Regions from separate parts of the Homo sapiens genome. Here region 1 is linked to region 2. A link is a loop called in an ENCODE intact Hi-C map of the cell type or tissue named here. Cell type or tissue: Calu3. All regions are shown on one strand. Links, peaks and the distances in the headings refer to the core of each region. The heading gives the core; the rest is flanking DNA. Region 1 has its middle 75 kb from the start of AP1S2. Region 2 has its middle 43 kb from the start of MAGEB17-AS1.

Region 1 (12,720 bases), core at 1,567-9,566, 280 kb after region 2:
TGTCTGATGGAATGACAATGCTACAGATAGAGTACGCCTAATACAATTAGAATGGAGACTGGCTTCTGGGGTAAAGTTACTACATATTTTCCTTGGAGGAATAAAAATGTATATCTTCTGCCATGAGAATACCAGTGAGAATAAAGTAGCTATTCTAAATGTTTATGTCCAATTTAATATTTTTCTATCATAACAAAATTCTTATGAATTTCACATTAGCCTATGATTTAAAGCTAGATATCTTCCAGAGTGATATTTTTTTAATACAGAACACAGAATACCCAAGATCAGAAACATTATCTTTTATTCTTTGATGGAAAAGGCAAATGTTTTAGGGGTAAGATTATCAAAGAAAGCCAATGCTACGTTGTACAAGGAATTATAGGAGCATTCACCCGAGCAATGCTTCTTCATGGCAGGTGTTAGTCAGAACTAGATATGAACTCCCAAGTGGGACAGGACAAGAGACATGCCCTCGTTTACAGATGCCCGGAGTTCCATCCCAACCTAGAGGTTGGTTTTCAAGAGAGTTTGTGGTGCCAGATTTAATTTTTATACTTCCTTTTCCCATAAGTACTTTAACTATTGGTCCAACACTCCCTATTCCCAATGGAAATCCTCCTCAGTGAATACTGTTCCCTTCTATTCCTTGAAATGAGGTAACTTCCCCTTCACTCCTTGCATTGTTGTCACAGTTCCCAAAGCATTTGACTTTCTCCAGGGAAACCATAAAACCATATGGAAATCAAATCCAATGTAATTCTGCATCCAGAAGGGAGTTTAGGGAATACCTCCCCAAGGCTGTAGTTTTACACTAATTTTTTAATGAAACCTAAGCATTTTGAAGACTTCATTTTTATTAGAATATTGACTTATATTAAATATTATGCATATATTCTATAAAACTATGTGATTAATAAAAAGAAGAGAGAGAGCTGGATAAAAACAAGTTGCTTTAACATGTATTAGAACAATAAGAATAATTCAAATCTGCTCCTGGCATCAGAAAAACTTTCTAGAATATTTTTCAGAGATGTATTTTGGTTATTTGAGATGTAATGATATGACAGGTTTTAGCTATAATAAAGTGGATCATTATAAATGGAGTATGGCTAACTCAGAGAATGCCAGAACCCCAGAAGAAAGAAAACATCCAAGAAAAATATATGCTTTGCTACAAACTCAGAAGCTTAAAAACAATTTTAAGTTATACTTGAAATGTCTATGGCATACTATATTACAAATGAGGAAATGGAGTGTAAAACAAAGTGAATTGCTGAATGGTCAACCAGTTTAAGTATATCAAATGGAATATTCACTGAACTGGTTACATAGTGTTACTTACTCTGGAGAGAGCTTTTGTGGAATACAAAAACTGAAAACAATCCTGAAGCATGTAAAGCTAGGTGGACCAATGCATTCTGCAGATATTCTCCCAAGTGTTGCATCCAAGTGGATGAACTGGAAGGATTGCAGATGTCATTGTAGATGATCTAGTGCCAGGTGCTTTTCAAACTACTCTGTTGGAATATTTTGCTTTTATTACAACACTGTCATCATTGTTATCACCATTGTTATTATTTTTATCATGAATTTTCAGTCATTATCCAAGAACAATGATTGATTCAACCCACTGAAATGTATTAGCTGAATTTAAACTTGAAAGATGCAGCCTGACTCATGAGAAGAGAATAATTATGGGAGACATGTTTTCATTGGAAAAATTCTGAGTTAGTAGCAAGAGCCCTGTTTGTTAAATTTCAGATACAGATAAACAATGAGTATGATTCAAGAATAATTGCAGGGTATCCACGGTTACAGAAAATCTTGTCAACACCCATTGTTCTATTTATACCTTGGGAGACATGTCACCAAATTTCTATAAATAGAGTATAAATTCATTCATTTCAATCCTAATCATGTGCACACCTCCAGTCTTCTCAGAAATAAAAGAAAAAAAAAACTGGACTCTAAAGTGAAATGGGGGAATATGTAATGCACTGGGTTTAATGGGCCAAATGTCTCAGGAAGAATCAACACAGCAAAGAAAAGTAAGTTTATAAGGTGGAAATGGGGCTTCCTAAGATATCTGGCAGGTGAGTGCTTGGGGAAAAGTGACCCTGAGAAGCTGAATAACCTTAAGCTACTTGTAGTTTCTCCTGAGCACCCATTCAGTTTTAGATACAAAACAAAATGAGGATTAGAAGATCTTGGGTTAATTGTAGCAGGAAAGAGGATTTTTTTTAAAGGAAGGCCATAAGGTCAAAAAGAATGAGAGAGTAGATGGCAGCAAATGAGAAATGGCCATAAAACTTTGAAAGCTGGGAAGCAGATGGCTAAGTGGCAGCTGATTTAGAAGAAAGCTAAAACCTAAGTTTCTGCAAGGATTCGGAGTCAGGTAGCAGTGGCAAGAAAAAGCCAGTTCAGGCTGCAAGATCTCAGGGATGCTCAGGAATTGGAGTCACCAGGTACCTCTGAAGGTTGAGTGGCAGAAAGCTTTAAAAACAAAAGCCGTAGCTGAGGGCAGGGGTGCTAAACTGAAAATGGAGGAATTTACTCGAAGTTATTACATCCCAAATAGTGATATCCTCCCAGCTCCTTCCCCAACTTGGCTCTGAGAACATCAACAGCCACTCATTTACTGTCCAGATAAGAGAATGATCCCTGAGAAAACACCTAAGATACTAACATATGGGGATCCCCAAAGAACATCCAGGTGCCCTCTTAATCGCCTTACAATGAGATCCACCAATTGACAAGCCCCATTTATGTATGCACTGTTTCCACTAAACTAAGCTTATATTGAGTCTTTACTAACAAATGTATTTATTGAGCCCTTGCTAAGTGTGAGGTGTGTGTTAAACACATTATATACATTTAATCCTCAAAATAAATCCATCGAATGTGTATTATTATCTCCAGTTGCAGATAAAGAAACAAAGCCTCAAGTAAATTAAATATGTTTTCAAGGTCACCTAGCCTGTAAGTAACAGAGTGGGAATTTGAACTATTTGAACCACAACACCTCATGGCCCCGCTCTGGAGTATCCACCAGCCTCCTTAACTATATCCTTAACTATATCTTTAAACTATATTCCTACTTACTTACAAAAAGAATGTGTAATGGGGGTCAATTTTATCTCTGACTCAAGTAAGAGTTGAATAAAATGTAGCGCTTCTAAAAAAAAAAAAGCATTGCTGTACATCTTCCATTTCCTTCTCAGATTTACTCTTTCCCCAGCTCCTCTCTGTTCAGTGTCCTGGGAAGTCGAATCCTATGGACGGCATTAATACTCCTACTTGAATTGGCTAATAGGTGGGATTGGAGTGAGAGAGAAGATTGATTTAGATCAGGTCATTAATGTGCCAGCTCCCTCCATGTGTTGGCAGCATAGGCTGTCTACAATTCTCCAATGCAGATTACGACACCCATTGGGTGGTCCACAAAGCTCTCTCTCCTCTTGTTCTCCAGACTTAATGGTGGTAACAGCTCCACTGTTCTACCCTCAGGTACTGCATTCTCCCTTACAGTTTCCCTACACTCTGCCCGCACCTTTGGAAACAGTCCTTTTATTAAATTCTCTTCAAACCACCTAATTTGAATGTGTCATGTACCTCCTCCCAGGACCCTGATTGATTCAGAGCTTTAGATACATCTTAATCTGGGTTGACTAGGAAGTAGATGACAATAATATATTTTTAACTAATAACATGCAACATCTCTCTTTACTATAAATCTCTGGAATCATATGGTTTTGAAGGGTTTTTTTCTAGTTATATACTCATTATAGAAAAATTGGAAAACAAAGAAATTTATCACTGTAATTCCACAGGCTTCAGTCAATTGATATTAATACTTTGGTGAAAAAAAAGAAAGAAAAAAAAATACAACAGCCAGCCACAGTGCACGCCTGTAATTCCAGCAGTTTGAGAGGATGAGGCAGATGTATCACTTGAGCCCAGAAGTTTGAGACCAGCCTGGGCAGCATGGCAAAACCCTGTCTCTACAAAAAATACAAAAATTAGCTGGGTGTGGTGGCATGTGCCTTTAGTCCCAGCTACTCAGGAAGCTGAGGTGGGGGAATCTATTGAGCCCGGGAGGTGGAAGCTGCAGTGAGCTATGACCATGCCACTGCACTCCAGCCTGGGTGACAGAAGAAAAACACACACACACACAGCAGAGTAATAATTTGGAACTTCCTCAAACAGATATTCTGTAGATGATGTTCAGTGTTTCTAGAGAGAAGAGTAGGGGTAGTGTAGGGGAACAACAGAGTCTAAGGGTGCTTGGTACTCCCAGCCTCTCTTAACGTTCCCAGTAAAGCAACACCACCCTAAAATCCCACACTTCACTCAGCTGTACTTTGAGTTCACGCCTTCCTCACCTCCAACCAACTTTGCAAAGTATTCCTTCCAACCATGTGCAGTGCTGTGTGTGAAAAAAATTCTGTAAGCGCAGTTTTCTCCATCTTGGCAACATTGCCAATGATGTTTTAGGCCTCCAAAGAGTTTTTACCCACTCTGCTTTTTAACCATTGGTAACCTGGACTAATGTCCATGCCTTTTTTCCACTGTGGCACCAAACTAAGCATGGTACCTGGAGATCATTTCAACATTGTCAGCAGCGGTGAAGCCAAACAAAAACACAATATGCAATTTTCCAGTTATCCTGTAAAAATTTCAGCTTATCTTGTTTTAGTCACCTTCACCAAAGTCTCCACGTGAAGTGTTCACAAAGAGATGTTAATCTTGATCCATAGCTGGAACAAGGGGGAAAAATCAAATACGTGTTTATGCAATAAATACTTTAACTTGAATGGATGGAATGGGCTACAGATTAACAAGCCTCATTGACAGCGTTATTCACTCTTCTCCCTGTGAGGTGGAAAAACAAACAACTTGTATAACTGGGGAGTCAAACGCTTACAGCTGTTTGACTTCATACTGTTATTGCTAAAAGCACAGGAGCAATGGTGACATCTTGTGTCAGGTTAAAACGTAACAGGATCTTAATTCCTTGTGGTATCTACTAAGAGCCCCTCGGATGTGCCCTGGCTAAAATTCATCTTCATCTGCTCCTTTTAGCTATTGATAAAATAATAACACAGAGGTTTTCTCAGATGTAGAGATTAATCAATTTGCAGGAATGACAGGGAAAACTCTACTTGGCACCTGACTCATCAAACTGCCACCTCAAGTACAGGCCACCTAGGAGTCTCAGTCTAGTTCTTCAGCTCAGCCTTTCCACTTTGCCAGAATATCCCTGGCAAAATACACAGGCTCCAGGTTCATCCACTTATCAATCTGAAGCAGCCAGAGGGTAGCTGTGGAGCTCTAGTAATTGTACTTATTTATCCTACTGTTTTGAGCATTTCCCTGATCTTATTTCTTTGGCAGCACTTTGAACATCACATCACATGACTGGAACCTCTTGAGCCCAAAAGATGATGAATAAAATTCACTGCTTGTAGTAGTCGGCTGGGAGGCCAAATCTGTTTCATGTGCTCTCCATGAGAGCAGTGGTTCTTAATGTTGGCCACACAAAACCACCTGGGGAGCAATATCTGCATCCATCCCAGACCAATGAAGTCAGAATTTCTGGGGTTGGAAGCCAGACATTTTTTAAAAGCCCCCAGGTGGTCCTGGCATGCAGCTTTCACCCAGCTCTCTTGCCTTGGAAACCCAGCCACCGTGCTCTGAGGAAGCTCAAGCCACATGGAAAGGCATGAGTGGGAGATCCAGTCACTGTCCCAGCTCAGATCCCAGCCGACACCCAGAATCAACCGCCAGTTAACTGAGTGAGTGGGCCTTTGAATGATTCAAGCCCCAGCCTTCCAGCCACCCCAGCTGACGTGAAGCAGAGCAAAGACAAACTGTCCCCACTGACCCTGGCCCAAATGGCAGATTTATGAGCAAAATTAATGTTTTAAGCCACGAGGTGGTGGTCTGTTACACAGCAACAGATAACTGGAACAATTTATTCCCATTTTTAGATGAGGAAATGAAGGCAGCAAGGGTGGGGGAAATAACTTGCCCAAGTCCAGGCAGACGGTAACTGGCAGGGTCAGAATAGTCTTGTTCCAGGGCCCAGGCTCCACCACTCAGATTCTTCCCCTGGCTCAGCCCCCAACTGAGAGCAGGGGACTGTAAAACCTGAAACTGTGTAGGACTCTGCAAATAAAGAGCTCTGCTCAGCACCCTCAAACTCAGAGCAACGCAAGAGCAAGAGGAGACCAAAGACCTCCCTCTACCACAGACCACCCTGCTGCTCCAGGACCTTACAGGTCCAGTTGTTTAAAATGCACAGTGAATATGACAGCACCCAGCAGGAATGACAGTTCCTGAGGAACTCCTGGAATCTCTCAAGAGGCCCTTTACAGTGACCTGACGTCCCAGACATGGGTGGGAAGAATAGCCAATGGTATGTGCATTGGTTTTGTTCTTCTAACTCTATTTGTATAAGCAGAATGGAAAAGCCTGGAGAAACACAGCTGGCACATACATTATTTCTTTGTCAACATTGTCCATGTAATTAAGATAACCTTGTTACTTAGTTTTATAGCCTGTTTTATTTTTCACTTAAAATCCCTAGTAACCATTAACCTATTTCACCAATAGTTTTTGAAAAAAAATATTTTAATGGCTTATTTTATAAACTGGAAGTACCATGATTAATTTTAACCTCACTCCTATTGGACATTCAGGTTGTCTCCATTTTTTTTCATATCATAAATGATGCCATGATGTGCATCCTTGTGTCAAAAGATATAGACTTTGATGCAAATCTCTGATTTTTTTCTTAAAAACAACAACAGGCTGGATGTGGGGTCTCACACCTGTAATCCCAACACTTTGGGAGGCCAAGGTGGGAGGATCGCTTGAGCCCAGGAGGTCAAGGCTGCAGTGAGCCATGATGGCACCACTGCACCCCAGCCTGGACGAGAAAGTGAGACCCTGTCTCAAAACAACAACAACAACAACTTCTTAGAACTACTGTGTCAGGGAAAATCCTGTTTAAAGAATATTGATTAAAAATTATAGTATTTAATTTTCCCATGTTAATAATTTGCATTTAATAAATAAAAATTATTTCTTTATTTATTCTAAATGTATTGCCAAATAGCTTTCTAGGAAGGTAAGTCTTTCCTCAAAATAGTTCTCTATTCTTGCCATTTTCAATTCCTCTCCTCTCATTCTCCCTTACATCCACTTCACTTATGCCCTTGACCCCCTCATTCCACTGACCCCACTCTCTACAGTGCACTAGTGATCTTTACATTGCTGAATCTATGGCCAAATCTCCTCTTCCCGTGAGCAAACAGCAGCATTTGGCACAACCCATAAACTCTTCTCCCTGCTACATGGTCTTCACTCGGTTTCCAGAACCCTACCCTCTATTGGTTTTCCCATCTCACTGGTTGGATCTTCTCAGTGCTCTTTGGATGGTTCCTCTTCGTTCCCTGGAATCAATGCTGGCTGTCTCTTCTTCTCTGTCACACCCTGAATGATCTCATTCTGTCTCAAAGCTTTAAATTCTACCTACATGCTCTTAACTCCCTCCCAATTATATATCCAGCTCAGACTTCTCTCCAGACTCCAGGCTCTTACTTTCAACAATTCCATGCAACAGACATCTCAAATTAACATTCCCAAATCTTTTTCCCCCTAACCTTCTCTATCAGCAGTCTACCCTATCTCAGGGAATGATAACACCTGGCTTCCAATTGCTCAGGCAAAAAATCTTGACACTTTCTCAAGTCCTCTCGTCTTCTGTCACCCCATATCCAATCATCAAGAAACCCTGATAGCTTTATCTTCAAAATATATCCAGAATCTGAACTTTCACCACTTCACTGGTACCGTCCTGGTGCAAGCACCTTACCTCCTGCCTGAATAACTATAATAGCCCCCCAGCATGTCTTCCCGCCTACACCTGTCCCTGCCACACATACACACTAGCAGCAAGAGGCATAGACCCTTCTATGACCTAAGATTATGTTGCTTTCTCTGCTCAAAATTCTCCAATGGCTCCCCTTTTCCTCCCACATCCAGTGCCCCTTATCCTGTTGCATGGTTTTGTTTGGTTTTGTTTTTCTACTGCTAGTATCACTGTTTTTTTTTTTTTTTTTTTTTTTGGAGACAAGAAGACAAGCTTTTGCTAGATTGCCTAGGCTGCTGGCCTTGAACTCCTGGGTTCAAGCGATCCTCCCAGCTCAGCCTCCTGAATAGCTGGGACTACAGACATGCACACTACCATGTCCCAGCCTAGTTTCACTTCTTAACACATTATATTGTGTCTTCTGTTTATTGTCTGTCTTTCCCCACCAGAATATAACCTCCAGGTGGGCAGGAATCTCTGTCTGCTTTCTTCCCTCCTGTATCTCAAGAACCTAGAAGAGTGCCTGACATAATAAAGGCAGTCACTGTATGTTTGCTGAATGAATGAATGAATGCTATTACTCTTCACCTTGAAACCTCTGTGACCTTTTTGGAAGGATACCATAACTCTATTCATATACCCCCTACAGAAAGGGCATGTAGACAAGGTTTGTCTGCCGGGCCTTCCCTTCTTCATGTAGGGTGTACTATCCTGTAGTTTCCCTTCAGGTTGCTCAGGGCCCCTCCACTCAAACCTCCCTTCTTTCACAGTGGTCTGGGCTTTGAGATTAAGCCTTCCTCCTTTTCTGCTCCCATTCAGCCAGTCTCCTTCCTTCTTCCCATGAATATCAGCAAGCTATCAGCAGAAAAGCTTTAGGTTAACCTAATTCCATTTTTAAAAGGTCTTTGTGATGTCCTGTTCCCTTCTTCATGTCCCCTCCATGAGAATCAAGGTTGAGAGACAAGCCTTAGCATTAGCCACATTCACCTTATCCATTAGCCCTTTAGCATCACAACTTTACTCCCAGGTGACTTCAGCACCACTCTGCATTGGATAGATCATCCAGACAGAAAATCAATAAAGAAACGGCAGACTTGAACAACACTATAGACCAAATGGACCTGACAGACATAGACAGAACATCCTATCCAACAGCAGCAGAATACACAATCTTCTCCAGCACACATGGAATATTCTCCAGAAGAGATTATATATTGGGCCACAAAAGAAGTCTCAATAAGTTTAAAAAGGTCAAAATCATGTCAAATATCTTTTCAACCACAATGGTATGAAACTAGAAATCAATGGCTGGAAGAAAACTGAAAAATTTGCAAATAAGGAGAAATTAAACAACACATTCCCGAACAACCAATGGGTCAGAGAAGAAATCAGAAGGCAAATCAAAAAATATCTTGACACAAACAAAAATGGAAATACAACATACAAATTTATGGGATGCAGCAAAAACAGTTCTAAGTTTATAGTGATCAACATCTACATAAGAAAAAAGAAAACAAAAAACAAAAAAAAACACCAGGCACGGTGGCTCATGCCTGCAATCCCAGCACTTTGGGAGGCCGAGATGGGCAGATCACGAGGTCAGGAGATCGAGACCATCCTGGCTAACAGAGTGAAACCCCGTCTCTACTAAAAATACAAAAAAAAATTAGCCAGGCGTGGTGGTGGGTGCCTGTAGTCCCAGCTACTCGGGAGGCTGAGGCAGGAAAATGGCGTGAACCCGGGAAGTGGAGCTTGCAGTGAGCCGAGATTGTGCCACTGCACTCCAGCCTGGGTGACAGAGCGAGACTCCAACTCAAAAAAAAAAAAAGAAAGAAAGAAAAAGAAAAAAGAAAGATTTCCAAAATAAGAAGAAAAAGATCACCTCAAGGAATGTTTTTTAAAAAATAAATAAATAAATAAAAAAGAACAAACTAAGCCCAAAGTCAGCAGAAGGAAAGAAATACAAGCATACCTCAGAGATATTGAGGGTTTGATTTCAGACCACTGTAATAAAGCAAATATCACAATAAAGCAAGTCACAGGAATGTTTTGGTTTTCCAGTGCATATAAAAGTTACATTCATACTATACTATAGTCTATTAAGTGTACAATGGCATTATGTCTAAAAATAAGTACATACCTTAATATAAAATACTTTATTGCTAAAAATGCAATCATCTGAGCCTCCAGCGAGTTATAATATTTTTGCTGGTGGAAGGTCTTGCCTCCACATTGATGGCTGCTGACTGATCAGGATGGTGGTTGCTGAAGGTAGAGATGGCTGTGATAATTTCTTAAAATAAGACAACAATGAACTTTGCCATATTGATTGACTCTTCCTTTCACAAAATATTTCTCTGTAGCCTGTGATGCTGTTTGATAGCATTTTACCCACAGTAGAACTTCTTTCACAACTGGAGTCAATCCTCTCAAACCCTGCCACTGCCTTATCATCTAAGAATATGGAATATTCTATATCTTTTATTGTCATTTCAACAATGCACACAGTGCCTTCACCAGGAGTAGATTCTATCTCAAGAAACCACTTGCTTTGCTAATCCATAAGAAGCAACTCCTCATTCAAGCTTTGTCATGAGATTGTAGCAATTCAGTCATATCTTCAGACTCCACTTCTAATTCTAGCTTTTTGTTGTTGTTGTTGTTTTGTTTTTTTTGATATTTTTACCACATCTGCAAATACTTCTTCCACTGAAATCTTGAACCCTCAAAGTCATCTATAAGGATTGGAATCAACTTCTTCCAATTCCTGTTAATGTTGATATTTTGACCTTCTCCCATGAATCACAAATGTTCTTAATGGCATCTAGAATGATGAATCCTTTCCAGAAGATTTTCAATTGACTTTGCCCAGATCCATCGGAGGACTCACTATCTATGGCAGCTATAGCCTTATGAAATGTATTTCTTAAATAATAAGGCTTGAAAGTCAAAATGACTCCTTGATCCATGGGCTGCAGAATGGATGTTGTATTAGCAGGCATGAAAACAACATCTCTATCAGAGCTGTGCATCTCTATCAGAACTTTTGGGTGATCAGGTACATTGTAAATGGGAAGTAATATTTTGAAAGGATTTTTTTTTTCTGAGCAGTAAGTCTCAACAGTGGGTTTAAAATATTCAGTAAATCATGTCAAAAACAGATTGTGAGTAAGGAGATTGAATCAGTAATCAAAAGCAAAGAAAAGCCCAGTGTGGTACGGGCATAGACCAGTGGAAAAGAATAGAAAGCCCAGAAATAAACTCACGGATATATGGTCAACTAATCTTGGACAAAAGTGCCGAGAATACACAATGGGGGAAAATAGTCTCTTCAATCAGTGGTGCTGGGAAAACTGGATACCCACATGCAAAAGAATAAGATTGGACCCTCATCTTATACCATACACAAAAATCAACTCAAAATGATTAAAGACTTAAATGCAAGACCTAAAACCATAAAGCTTCTAGAAGAAAACATGGATAAAAAGCTCCTTGACACTGATCTTGGCAGCAATTTTTTGGATATGACACAAAAAGCACAGGAAACAAAAGCAAAAATAAACAAGTTGGGACTATATCAAACTAAAAAGGTTCTTCACAGCAAAGAAATAATCATGAAAATGAAAAGGCAACCTATGGAATAGGAGAAAATATTAGCAAGCCACATATTTGATAAGGGGTTAATATCTAAAATATATAAGGAACTCTTAAAATTCAATAGCAAAAAATAGAACCCAATTTAAAAATGGGTAGAGGATCTAAATAGATATTTTTCCAAAGAAGACACGCAAATGGCCAACAGGTATATGAAAAAGTGCTCAACATCACTAATCAGGAAAATGCATATCAAAACCACAATGAGATGTCACCCATACCTGTTAGGATGGTTTTTATTTTTAAAAAAATGGATAACAAATGCTGGTGAGAATGTGGAGAAAAGGAAATGCTGGCACATTGTTGGTGGGAAGTTAAATTGGTACACCTATTATGGAAAATAGTATGAAGACAGAATCCTCAAAAAATTAAAAATAGAACTGCCGTATGACCTAGCAATCCCACTTCTGGGTATTTATCCAAAAAAATTGAAATCAGGATCTCAAAGAGATACCTGTACTCCTATGTTCCTTACAGCATTATTCATAAAAAGCCAAGATATGGAATTAACCTAACTGTCCATTAGTAGATGAATGGATAAAGAAAATGTGGCATACACATTCAATAGAACATTATTCAGCCTTTAAAAAGAAGAAAACCCTGCATTTGCCACAAGATGGATGGACCTGGAGAGTATTATGCTAAGTGAAATAAGCCAGACACAGAAAGACAAATACTGTATGATCTTACTTATATGTGGAATATAAAGTAGTCAAACTCATAAACTCATAGAAGCAGAGAATGGTGATTACCAGGAGCTGGGAGGACAGGGATATGTGGAGATGTTGGACGAGGGGTACAAAGTTTCAGTTGTGCAAGATGAATAAGTTCTGGAGATCTAATGTATAGCATGGTGACTATAGGTAACAATACTGTATTGTACACTTAAAATTTGCTAGCAGGGTAGATCCGGAGTGTTCTCACCACACACACACACACACACACACACACACACACACACACGGAACTATGCGAGGTAGTATGTATGTTAATTATCTTGATTGTGGTAATCATTTCACAATGTATACGTATATCAAATTATCAAGTTGTATACATTAAGTATATATAATTTTAAACTGTTATTCCTAGGAATATTTGCATTTCAAAAATAAATGCTCCAAAAGGGAAATGCTTACTTGTTAACAAACTCTCATGATATTCCAAGCCTCAGTTATTCAAGATTTGGA
Region 2 (12,720 bases), core at 1,512-9,511:
CACTGCTGAAAAAGGAGGACTCTGTATATTTTTAAATGAAGAGTGTTGTTTTTACCTAAATCAATCTGGCCTGGTATATGTCAACATTAAAAAAAACTCAAGGATAGAGCCCAAAAACTCTCCAACCAAGCAAATAATTACGTTGAACCCCCTTGGACACTCTCTAATTGGATGTCCTGGGTACTCCCAATTCTTAGTCCTTTAATACCTATTTTTCTCCTTCTTTTATTTGGACCTTGTGTCTTCTGTTTAGTTTCTCAATTCATATAAAAACCACATCCAGGCCATCACCAATCATTCTATACGACAAATGCTCCTTCTAACAACCCCACAATATCACCCCTTACCCCAAAATCTTTCTTCAGTTTAATCTCTCCCACTCTAGGTTCCCACGCTGACCCTAATCTCGCTCGAAGCAGCCCTGAGAAACATCGTCCGTTATCTCTCCATACCACCCCAAAAAATGTTCGCTGTCCCAGCACTTCACCACTGTATTGTTTTGTTTTTCTTATTAATATAAGAAGACAGGAATGTCAGGCCTCTGAGCCCAAGCTCAGCCATCATATCCCCTGTGACCTGCATGTATACATCCAGATGGCCTGAAGCAACGGAAGATCCACAAAATCACTGAAAATAGCCTTAACTGATGACATTCCACCATTGTGATTTGTTCCTGCCCCACCCTGATACATATATTCTCCCCTGCCCTTAAGAAGGTACTTTGTAATATTCTCCCCGCCCTTGAGAATGTACTTTGTACGCCTATCCCAAACCTATAAGAACCAGTGATAATCCCACCACCCTTTGCTGACTCCTTTTTCGGACTCAGCCTGCCTGCACCCAGGTGAAATAAACAGCCTTGTTGCTAACACAAAGGCTGTTTGGTGGTCTCTTCACACAGATGCGTGTGACACTAACAGCTTTAAGTATGAATTATTTTAAGTTTGAAATATTTTATTTCACAGACCCTACAAAAATCTCATGTTAAAATTTGATTCCCAATGTTGGAAGTTGAACCTAATGAGAGATTACTGGGTCATGGTGGCATATCTGTCATGAATGTCTGGGCGCCACCCTCACAGTAATGAGTGAGTTTTCACTCTATTAGTTCCTGCAAGAACTTGTTAAAAAGAGTGAGGCACCCCTCCCTCCCCGTGTCTTTTTGCTTCCTCACTCACTATGTGATCTCTGCACACACTGGCTCCCGTTTGCCTTCTGCCTTGAGTGAAAGCAGTCTGAGGCTTTCACCAGATGCCCAATCTTTCAGCCAGGAGAACCATGAGCCAAATAAACTTCTTGTCTTTATAAATTACTCAGCCTCAGGTTTTCCTTTATAGCAACACAAATGGACTAAGACATGGCACTCGGGCATGCTAAATGCTTTTGAAAATTGAAAGGCCTCAGAAATAAGCCTCAGAATCAAGGTCCCTCTAACCTTGTTCCTCTCCCACCCAGTGTAGGGAAGAACTCTCTCTGGAAGTTCCTTATCTGACCAAGAAAATTTATTATCAAAAGAAACACAACTGTCTTCTATCCCCTCCCAGTTACCTTATCTATTGCAGAAAAGAAGACGGAAGAATGCAGCCACACCTGGATGAACTTTTCCATGAGATAATACCTGCCTCTTGGGTTCATTAAAATTCCAAAGAGATTCACATATAAGTTAATTTATCTCTGGTTCATTCATTCTTCCTAATAATCTCTTATTGTCCCTCAAAATAATTGTCTACATTTCCCATCTCCTCCCTCCTCTACAGAAAAAGGGTATATAAGGTTCTATATCCCATTGGGGGGTGGAGTAATCACTCTGTGATTCTCTCCCATACAGGTTAATAAATTTGCATGCCTTTTCTCCTGTTAATCTGCCTTTTGTCAGTTGCTATTCAGTTGAACCTTTAGAGGGCAAAGAGGATGTTTCCTTTCTTGGTTCCTATAGGACAAAAGAAACTACTGAGTATTTTTTTAATGAAATGCTGGAACCTCTGGGGATTATCTCTTGCCACAAGGGTGTGCGCCTTTGCCTTTGTCTAGGCTATTATATGACTCTGAAGAGATAGATGTTAACTGGTGGAAAACTGATGGCAATGTAAATACTTATTACATTACATAGAAATGCAAATTAGCTGTGTCTAGTGAAATGCAATTCATTACTGCCCAATGGTTAGACCACTTTTTTGCAAACTTATTTCAACAACTGTACATACATTTATGGTTCTTTGCCTTCTTCTATGAACTGGTTGTAACGTCTTTTCCAGGTCCCTGTTAATTGATGGGTTAAATAAAAATATGTGATGTAATCATTTTATACTTGCATAAGAGTGATGATTTTACCTTTTTTGAACATTATCCTTTAATCTGTCTTATCAAATCAAAATTATCCTTATGCCATCTCTATGAGAGCAGCCTAAACTGCAGGGTGGGGCTGGCTGCACTAAAAGATAAAAAAGAAGGCTGGAGTATGGGATGAGCTAAGGTGATTCTCAGTGTTGGGGACTCTTGGCTCTCTTTTAAGTATATCTAAGAATAGGACAGGGGCAGGGAATACATGAAAGGGAGAAATAACTCTTTGGTGAAATGATTTATGGTAGGATAAGAGAACTAGAAGGTAAATCAATGGAAAGAGTGCTGGGAGAGTGGTATTTACTCTCCTCCTTCTTCCTCCTAGATCTGGGTTCTAGACCCAGTTCTGCCAGCTAGTAGCTGTATGACCTTGTGTAACTTTTCTAACCTCTCTAGTTTCCTCAAATAATCATACTATCTCCTAAGGTTGTTATAAGAATTAAAATTAGGCCGGGCGTGGTGGCTCACGCCTGTAATCCCAGCACTTTAGGAAGCCAAGGCAGGTGAATCATTTGAGGTCAGGAGTTCGAGACCAGCCTGGCCAACATGGTGAAACCCCGTCTCTACTAAAAATACAAAAATTAGCCAGGCATGGTGTTGCACGCCTGTAATTCCAGCGACTTGGGAGGCTGAGACAGGAGAATGGCTTGAGCCTGGGAAGTGGAGGTTGCAGTGAGCTGAGATCGCACCACTGCACTCTAGTCTAGGCAAGAAAGTGAGACCCTGTCTCAAAAAAAAAAAAAAAGAAAAGAAAAAGAAATGCAGAATCTAAGGCCCCATCCCAGATCTGCTGACCCAGAATATGCATTTTAACAAGATGTTTCCCTGATTCATATGGACTTTAAAGGTTGAGAAGCACTGATATAGAACATACAGTAACATATAAATCAGACAATTAAGTACAGTATTAATCATGTGATGTTTATTAATTGATGGTTCCCAGCTGATGGATGCTGGGCCACATTAAAATCATATGGGAAACTAACATGCAGACCCAGCCCCAGAGATTGTGAAATTCAAGTGGGGCCCAGAAAAAAATTTTTTATGGTTCACAGCCAGCTATGGGAGCAGGGTATGAGAAGTGGGAGTTCTGAAAAAGGATGAAATGAAGCAGAGGAGTGGGCCTTGACTGACCCTTGAAATATGGGTTCCATTTTTGGAGAATGAGGAGAATATATGCACGTGTGTATGTGGAAACAAGACTGTAAGACAATGTTATTGTAGCTTCTTCCAGAGAGGGAGAAATAAAAGCACAAACGAAGGAAATATTGCTCCCTGGGGAATTTTGGCAGAATTTTAAAACAATAACATTTCTCTGGTTAGAAACAAGGATGATACCATGCTGCTCATAATATCTCAGGGGCCAATGTCACATTTGATTTATGTTTAGAAACAATTTGAATGGATAGAACATTTTTCTTCTCAATTCCCACTTGGGGCTAATATATAGTCTTTTTCTCACATAAAAACAGTTTTCAACTCTTGCTCTACATTGAGCAGAAATAATCTAAGCTTGGATTCATTTCAAGATGTTTCCCATCAGCTGGGAAACATTTCTGTGCATTGGCACTATAGTTTAACTTCAATGAGTTCATTAAAAATCAAATAGGATAGTGGGGTGTGATTATAATTTGAAATGTGGGAAATGCTATACAAATGTCAGCTCATGATATGACTCTTTCTGGCCTTCCTATGGTTTGTATTCCTTCTGCCTCTTTCATCCCTTCCCCCTTAAGTCTAACTCTGCGCACAACCTTGCTATTCACCATGGGTCTTCTTGACTCGTGATCAGATCAGATGTTCCTCCCTCCACAATTTTCTTGATACTTTTTTGTTGTTGTTAACTCTATACTTACACGTCCAGCGTTTCACTTTATAATTTTGGGCCTATAAATTATGCATTTATATGCAGGTTTTCTCTATGAGACTTGAAGCTCTTTGAGGCATATGATAATGTCTTATTCATTTTTGAAAATCTAATGCTGGAGGTTCACTTCTCATATGTTTGTGGAGGGGAGGAAAAAATAATTTTCTCCTCTATCCTTCTGAGTTCTTAATTGAGATGGATGTCTTTAACAAAAGACAGATTAACAAGAGAAAATCCAACAGAAGTTTAATAGCATGTATACCTCATGTATACATGGGAGATACTCAAGGGAAATGAGTAACTCTTTAAGAGATGGCTTTGATTTCAGACTTAAATATCATCTTTAACTGAAATCAAGAAAGAAGCGTGTTGGGAGGCCAGTAACGAGGAGGTGGCCAGGAAAAGCATGGTAAACAGGGTAAGGTTTGTGGTGCAGAAGTTTAATATAAAGACATAAAAGTAACTCTAAGGGATAACTTAGAGAGAGAGACAAAGAGGAGTGGGGAGGAAGAGAGAGGAATCAAGGAGGAAAAACTTAGAAGAGGGCCTGTTCCCCAAGGATGCGTTTAGACCTCATTGCAGAGGATGTGGCCACAGCCTACTGGATAATGAAGAAGTTTGCTGGGTTGCCCTGACCAGAGCTGGGCCACAGTCACACAGCCACAGAGGCTGATAGGCTGGGGCATAGAGGGAGTCAGGGTATCTGCAGTCCACTCACTGGCAGGGTGGTACACAGCCCTTGATACATGGTGCCTTTGTGGGAGGGCTGTAGAAACTAATCACTGGGGCACCAGTGAGCCAAGGCACTTGGGTGGGTGTGCAGAGAGAGCTGGGGTATCACTGCCAGCATGAGGCCTGGAGTTCACCAGTGTCCACCTTAGGAGGGCCATGTCATGGAGATCACTGGATCTGGGCCAGGCTGTGGGATTACTGAGTTTTGGTACACTCTCAGCACATAGCTGGGACAGAGCACCACTAGATGTCCCTATACACATGCACCATGCAGCAGAAGCAAGAAAAAGCAAAAATCAGCACAATGGAACCAGGAAAAGAAGGCCCCTTCCTCCTGTAATGTCCCTCTACTGACAAAGCTGACTGTAAAGGACATGTTTACTATAAAGGACAAATGATTTAAGAGTCTAGGCTATTGTTGCAGAGCAGGTACTGAAGGGTGAATTTGGAGTTGAGAGGCAATAAATTCATGACTGACATGTATTGCAAGTTTCCACCAGCTCTTTTGAGCTCCTACCATCCATGAAAACAGCATGGCCCAAAGAGCCACTGCATCTTCAGATTGAGTTCTACAATGTGGAGCAGACATGAACCATAGGTAGTGTTAGGCCTAGGCTGGCTGAGATCGTTGAAATGACAGCCAACTTATGACTCATGAGTATCAAACAAATATTCATTGCAGCAAGTTCTTGAGATATTTGAAGCTATTTGTCATACAGAAAAAAATAACTAATACATCGATTTTCCTCCATATCCCTTGTGCCAGTGCCTAGATTATAAGATGAGATCAATATATAGTTTTAATTGAATTGTTATACAGACTCTGGGTCCATTTTCTGATTTTTCTGAAGGTTTAGCCCACATGTTGTCTAATGGGCTACAAATTGAGTCACCACTTCAGGTACACAGCAGAACAGGAATAACATCATGAAGAATCTTAGTAGATTTCAAATTGGCTCTTTTAAAGAAAAAAAAAAAAAACTCTTTTAATGGAAAACTCAAACCCAGGAATTGCTTTTTAAGCTTTTGGAATCCACACAGCTCATTCAGTGTGGAACCTTTATATGATGCAGCTAGGCCATTAGGTCTGGCTTCATCATCTAAAGTGGTACCTTTTTTATGTGGCTTTGGGGGAACAAGGTGAAAACTAATCAGAAGATTGCCTTGTATGTGAGCTGGCTATTTATTGCTCAAAGGGTGAATTTATGGGTGAAGAGAGAAAACAGATAATCCAAACATGGCCCCTACTTGTAGGGTTGCAACTATCATACGTTAATTTTATGTTCTAATCTTTTTCTCCTGTTTGAGGTCACAGCACAACATCACACCCTCACATATAATTGACTACCAGTGAAGAATTCTGTCCTTTCTTAATTATTATGCTGATATTACTTTCATTACACCACAAAGAACCATCAGCAGGAATTAACACATTCTTCAGTCAATTGAAATTATGTTATTTAAAAAGACATTCCCTTTCAAAGATGCCTGGCAGAAATTCTGGCATCGTATCCTAAATATGATTGTTGGTTTGGCCACAAATGTTTTCCATTGCTAACAATATACTCGAGAGCTTTTCACTGGTTTTCATGATGCATATAGTAGAGCTTCCCCCTAATTTATTGACCAGAGCTATGTTTATGGAGCTTATCATCTCTATGTTCTGCCCCAAAACCCCATACTCCAAATGAGCTACACTTTATCTGTTGTCACTTTGGACTTCATGGTGCTGCTGCTACTAACAGTAGCCACTCCTTGCAAGTCATCAACACTCTGTCATGCAGGGGTTTTGATTTAGCTTTTCGTAGCAGGCTTTTCTGATTAAACACACTGTAAACTCTACCTTTCTCAATGGCATAGTTATTTATTTTCCTTCCAAGGATGTTCATTAAAGGGCTTTCAAAATAAAATAGTACATTATGTTGATATTCTTTTAGGTCCACAACCTCTCTATATTTTATACTTTTAAAGTTTCCCCTTTCTTTACTGTAATACTCATCTAAAGAATCCAAAATTGGTTTCCATTTGATTTTGTTTACTCTCTTTCTAAGTTCTCTTTTTCTGAGCTAAAATAACATTTGATATGTATCTCTGAATGAGGGTTTCCAAAGAGTAGAAATGACATGATCCCTTACAAGTGGAAGCTTTGGACAGAATGTAGACCTTGATAGAATTTTAGACAAAGTTTTCTTCAACTTTCTCCTTTTGCCATTGAGGTTTAGAGAGGCTAAGTGACCTGTACTAGGTTAAATAACTAAGTGATGGCATATTTGGGACCAGGAATCAGTCATCCTCTCTTCTCTCCCAGTTTTCTTTTCACTGGATCATGACACAGAATGATAAAATGGGAGAGCAGGGAGGGATGTTAGAGATTACTCTATCTAACCGTATTATTTGAAAGATGAGAAAGTAATGCTAGGGAAATTTGGATATCTGGCATGATCGTGATATTCTTGGCCTTCCAAAAAATATCTTTCATTCTTTTTAATCTCAAAATAAGAAGCTTTTCAGCAAATCTCCAGTCCCAGGGACTGGCCCTGGTGAGACAATTCACTGAGGAAATCTGTGGCTTACACCCACATGTCTGTTAGGAAGCTGAGCCATCTTCACGAGTAGGCAGAAAAAGGAGGTGCACTAGGAAATCTCTCTCAACCAAAATATCACCCCACACATATCCTCTTTGGGAGACTAACTCTTCTGGGTTCTGAAGGCTTCTTTCTATCTTTCAGAGTTCCCTATTAAAATGCACATAATCCTAGAAAGAGAATCATTTTGAGTCATTTCAGGTGTTATTTATTTATTTATTTATTTTGAGACGGAGTCTTGCACTGTTGCCCAGGCTGGAGTGCAGTGGCGCGATCTCGGCTCACTGCAAGCTCCACCTCCCAGGTTCACGCCATTCTCCTGCCTCAGCCTCCTGAGTAGCTGGGACTACAGGCGCCCGCCACCACGCCCGGCTAATTTTTTTTTGTACTTTTTAGTAGAGACAGAGTTTCACCGTGTCAGGCAGGATGGTCTCGATCTCCTGACCTCGTGATCTACCCACCTGGGCCTCCCAAAGTGCTGGGATTACAGGCGTGAGCCACCGCGCCTGGCCCCATTTCAGGTGTTATTAGTGAATATTCAGATTTTCTCTGAGAGAAAGGCTTCCTTGATGTGCTTTTGTAATAGACGAAGAGAACCAGGAAAAAAAGAGTCCTGAAATGAGATGTCTGTCTTCAAATCAAGCTCCCTAAACCATGTCTGGGACTGAACTAGACTTAAAACCTTGCTGCTTTACATAGGCTGTGTTCTTAACATCAGCAGAAAGAAACACAATCACACTGAGTATTTTTATTTAAATTATGCAAAAGTGTGGGTAGAATCCCTGGATTTCCTTCTCAAGCTCACTTTGCAACTACTAATGATCCCACATAGAGAAAAGGGGAAACATTGGAACTGATGCTTAAGTGAACAAATCTAAACACATTCTTGACTTTATTTAAAATCTACATATTTCATCAATTCCAAGATATATTCCCACTTCCCTATATTAACATTCTGAAATCAAGATGTTTCTAATGGCTGGTGGTGTCTTACTATCATTGGCAGCCAGGTGGGCACTGTCACGTAGTTATCACATGGATGGGCACCAGCTTGACCACACAGTGTTCATATTACCATTTCAATAGACTTATATGTAGTGTTATTTGTTCACATAGCAATGTAGTAATAAATATAACTGGTATTTAAGTTTAAATTTAACTAGCACTTGAAGTATCTTTAATGGATTATTCCATGATTTGGTATTAAAACATTAAGATAATGTGAATACAGAGAAGCGGAGAAACAGAGCAGCAGGGTGTAAATTTGATATTAATGAAACAAATATCTGTCATGGAAGGAATGATGACAATTTTACATTTTCTTTCAATGCAACAAGCAACTGCTTTATGGTTATCTAGGAAAGGAAGATATCCACAGGTAGATGAAACTCTGCTGGATTTTGCCATTCGTGTTCATCCAAAAGCTTTACCTACACCTCATCAGGCAAGAATGTGCCAATATCAGCACTTGCAGAATGAGTGTCAGCAGCTTGCAAGGAAATTGCAGGAACAATAGTGGAGCACCATCTTAAGAAATGCTGTGTTACCAGAGCTCTCGAAAACATAGAGGACAAGATCATATGTACTCTATGGTATGACACAGACGTAAAACCAAAACATGGACATGGAAATTTTGTAACGAAAAATGATTCAAAAGAGTTAGACAATAAATTTGAAAAATCCTTAGGAATTAAATCAGTTTATTCCATTCATATTTCCCTTTTAGATATATGCATAATAGTGAAATATGATTAAAATCTGTGCTTAAATAAGTCTAAAAAACTTCTTTTAAAAGCTATACAATAAAATTTATAAGTAATTAAGAAGTATTATAACTTAAGTACTTTTTGTTTCTTAGTGTTACATAAATAATGGTACATCTTATAATTGATGACATCTTAGATTCAGTGTTAATTAGTGGCAAAGCCTGGAAAAGTCCAGATCTTCTAACTGTCAAATACCTCACACAATGTCTATTACATAGAATGTACTCAGTGAATAGAAGAATTGCTGAAGAAAAAAGAAGAAAAGAAACAATAATGATTACAAAATCTACCCGGGGTGAATTCTCAGTAGCAGAGAATAGCAATATCTATCAGAGAAGAAAGCCAGCCCTTAAGTAGACTGTCAATTTACTTTGACACATACAACTCAAAATTGACCACTTTTACCTGGTATCTGAATGTCTGCTGAAAGATGATGAGAGGCATGAACATGAATTATCTTGATTTTCTATTTAGAGGATGGATAATTACCTATGATGATTTTTTAAAATACCTGTGAAGACTCAGGAGGCCAAGTACGGTTATGGAGTTAACCTTTTAGTTTGGTTGTTGTCAAGCAGCTGTAAATCAGATAAAGTGTGGAGGGCAAAGTCTTAGAGGATAAGAAGCCAGACAGAGGTTATAAGGCCATCAGAGGCTGTAAGGAACAGCTTGCTGGCACTTTTCCAGTTTTGCCTCCACTTTGGACCATGCACAAATGCACTGTGAAGCATCATTGGTACTGCAGTGTTCAAATACAATTGATCCTTGAACAACACAGGTTTGAACTGCATGAATCCACTTATAAGAAGATTTTTTCAATAGAAGTTACCAGTGTGCCCTGCCTCTCCTGCCTCCCCTTTCACCTTCTCCACCTCTTCCACCTCTGTCACTCCTGAGACGCAAGACCAACCGCTCCTTTTTCTCCTCCTCCTCAGCCACTTAACATGAAGACATGTTAACATGAGGACAAAGACATTTATGATGCTCCACTTCCACTTAATGAATAGTAAATAATGCATATTTTCTCTTTCTTATGATTTTATTAATAATATTTTCTTTTCTCTAGCTTATTTTATTGTAAGAATACAGCATCTAATATGTATAACATACAAAATACATGTTAATACTGCTTATGTTATCAGTAAGGCTTCCAGTCAATAGTAGGCCACTAGCAGTTAAGTATGTTTTTTTTTACTTTTTAAAATTTTTCCATAAGTTATTGGCATACAGGTAGTGTTTGGTTACATGAGTAAGTTCTTTAGTAGTGATTTGTGAGATTTTGGTGCACCCACCACCAGAGCAGTATACACTGTACCATATTTTTAGTCTTTTATCTCTTGCCCCCTTTCCCACTCTTCCCCCCAAGTCCCCAAAGTCCATTGTATCATTCTTATGCCTTTGCATCCTCATAGCTTAGCTCCCACATATCAGTGAGAACATGTGATGTTTGGTTTTCCATTCCTGAGTTACTTCACTTAGAATAATAGTCTCCAATCTCATCCAGGTCACTGCAAATACCATTATTTCCTTCCTTTTTATGGCTGAGTAGCATTCCATCATATAAATATACCACAGTTTCTTTATCCACTCATTGATTGATGGGCATTTGGGTTGGTTCCAGGATTTTGCAATTGCAAATTGTTCATTAGCAGTTACGTTTTGGGAGTCAAATTTATACGTGGATCTTCAGCTGCATAGGGGTTGAGATCCCTAACTACCATGTTGTTCAAGGGCCAATTGTATCAGAGTGTTTTGAGATAACAAGTGCCAAAATGGAGAGGCAGAAGCCAGGAGCTCATTCCTGAAGAAGGTATGTTGGAAACAAAAAATTGTACTATTTCCTTAGAATCAAGGTGCTCCAGAGAACAACTGGGGATTTATCTGAAGTCCATTGAGTTTCTCATTCTCTCCAAATGGAAAAAAAGAAAGACATTGATTGTGCAACTATTACAGACCAGGTGTTTTATCTACATTATCTCACTTGAACTCCTTTGACAATCTTGCAAACAATGTATTTTTGTTACATTTTTAGATGACAGGAATTCAGGATAAAACAGTTGAAGTAAGTTGACCTTGGTGTCACAGCATGAGTGACAGAGTTTGAAAACTCTGCTGGACCCCAAAACTTATGCTTGCCACTCAACATGCTTCAGTCTCACACAGGGAGAAAGACACATACAGGATGTCATGTCAGGAAATACAGAAATGAAGAGTATAAATGTGGCATGTTGCCGGAGGGTTCAATTTCATTCAAAGGTTGGGGGAGAGTCATTACTTTCATATTAAAATAATCATAGACTACTATATGCACATCACATTGGCTAAAAATTTTAAAAGACAGAACATAACAAATGTTGGCAAGGATTTAGTGCAACTGGAACTCTCATACACTGCTGGTGGGAATGCAAATTGACAAAACCACTTTGGAAAACGGTTTGGCAGTATTATAAAAGCGATTATTTGCCTGTCTTACGAAATTTCAATCCTTGATATATTTCCAACAGAAATTGGCTCAGCAAAAGGCACAGAAGAATGTTCATAGTTGCAATATTAGTAATAAGCACAAACTGAATGAAATTCAAATGTTCATTAACAGAGGAAAGAATTGGTACATGTTTACCCAACAGAATACTATTATTACTCTTACATACTACAACACAGATGAAACTTATAGTCATGATGTAGAATGACACAAGCCAGATACAAGAGTTTGTTGAGTATGATTCCATTTGGTTCAAAAATAGGCAAAACAAATCCATGCTCTTAGAAGTCAAGATAATGATTACCCTTGGGGTGGGGATGGAGTAGTAGACAGTGACTGGAAGAGGACACAATGGGGCTTTTGGGCCTGCTGGTAATGTTCTGGGAGCTGATCGCGTGGTTGCTTCCAGTTTGTGACAGTTTATTGTGTTGTAGACTTAAGATTTGGACAGTTTCTGGTATGGATGTTATTGAGCAGCATGCAAAATTTTGATGAAATTTTGGGATAGAACAAAGCAGATCAAAGAATTTTGTATTTGTGATGGATTGTTTTGTTTTCAGAAACCATTTCATAACTAGCCCTCACCTGATGCTGGGACCAGGGTCTGGCCTCAGAAATCGGAGAGGATTTGGTCCCTTCTCTACCTTCTTTGTGCATTGATATCAGTCCCATCAATGACCCTTATCAAGTTGAGAACAATGAGACCCCAGATGTCCTTAACGACCTAGAAGTTGGCTCTCCAGAAGGTACCTGGACTTAGTCTACCCAGAGAAACTGAGGGTCCACAATAAAATAGCAGTGTCCTGTGGAGTGTTGGATATTAACATTCAATAGCAAGTTTATACATTGTGGAAACCAATTATGTTAAAGACACAGAGAAACCCAAGAGCCATTCTATGACACACATACATAATTCTGTTGCTGATAAGAAGTTTAAACCTTCCAGGA

The links. A loop is a pair of places that touch in the nucleus more often than their neighbours do. Peaks named below come from ENCODE experiments on the same cell type or tissue, not always from the same donor. Only the 100,000 strongest peaks of a DNase experiment are listed, where the experiment ranks them.
Region 1: it touches region 2 in a loop (20-fold over the local background); 10 of 110 quality-filtered maps call a loop at or near these places.

The regions. Positions count from the first base shown.
Region 1 is chrX:15,923,035-15,935,754 of GRCh38, reverse strand. No RefSeq gene overlaps it. Among named protein-coding and RNA genes, the nearest start is that of AP1S2, 75 kb to the right of the region's middle. In Calu3, for the core only: CTCF peaks have their summits at 5,005 (motif pointing left) and 5,409; no DNase peak of the experiment used is centred there.
Region 2 is chrX:16,205,066-16,217,785 of GRCh38, reverse strand. No RefSeq gene overlaps it. Among named protein-coding and RNA genes, the nearest start is that of MAGEB17-AS1, 43 kb to the right of the region's middle. RefSeq lists an enhancer at 1,455-2,275. In Calu3, for the core only: no CTCF peak of the experiment used is centred there; a DNase peak (open chromatin) is centred at 5,175.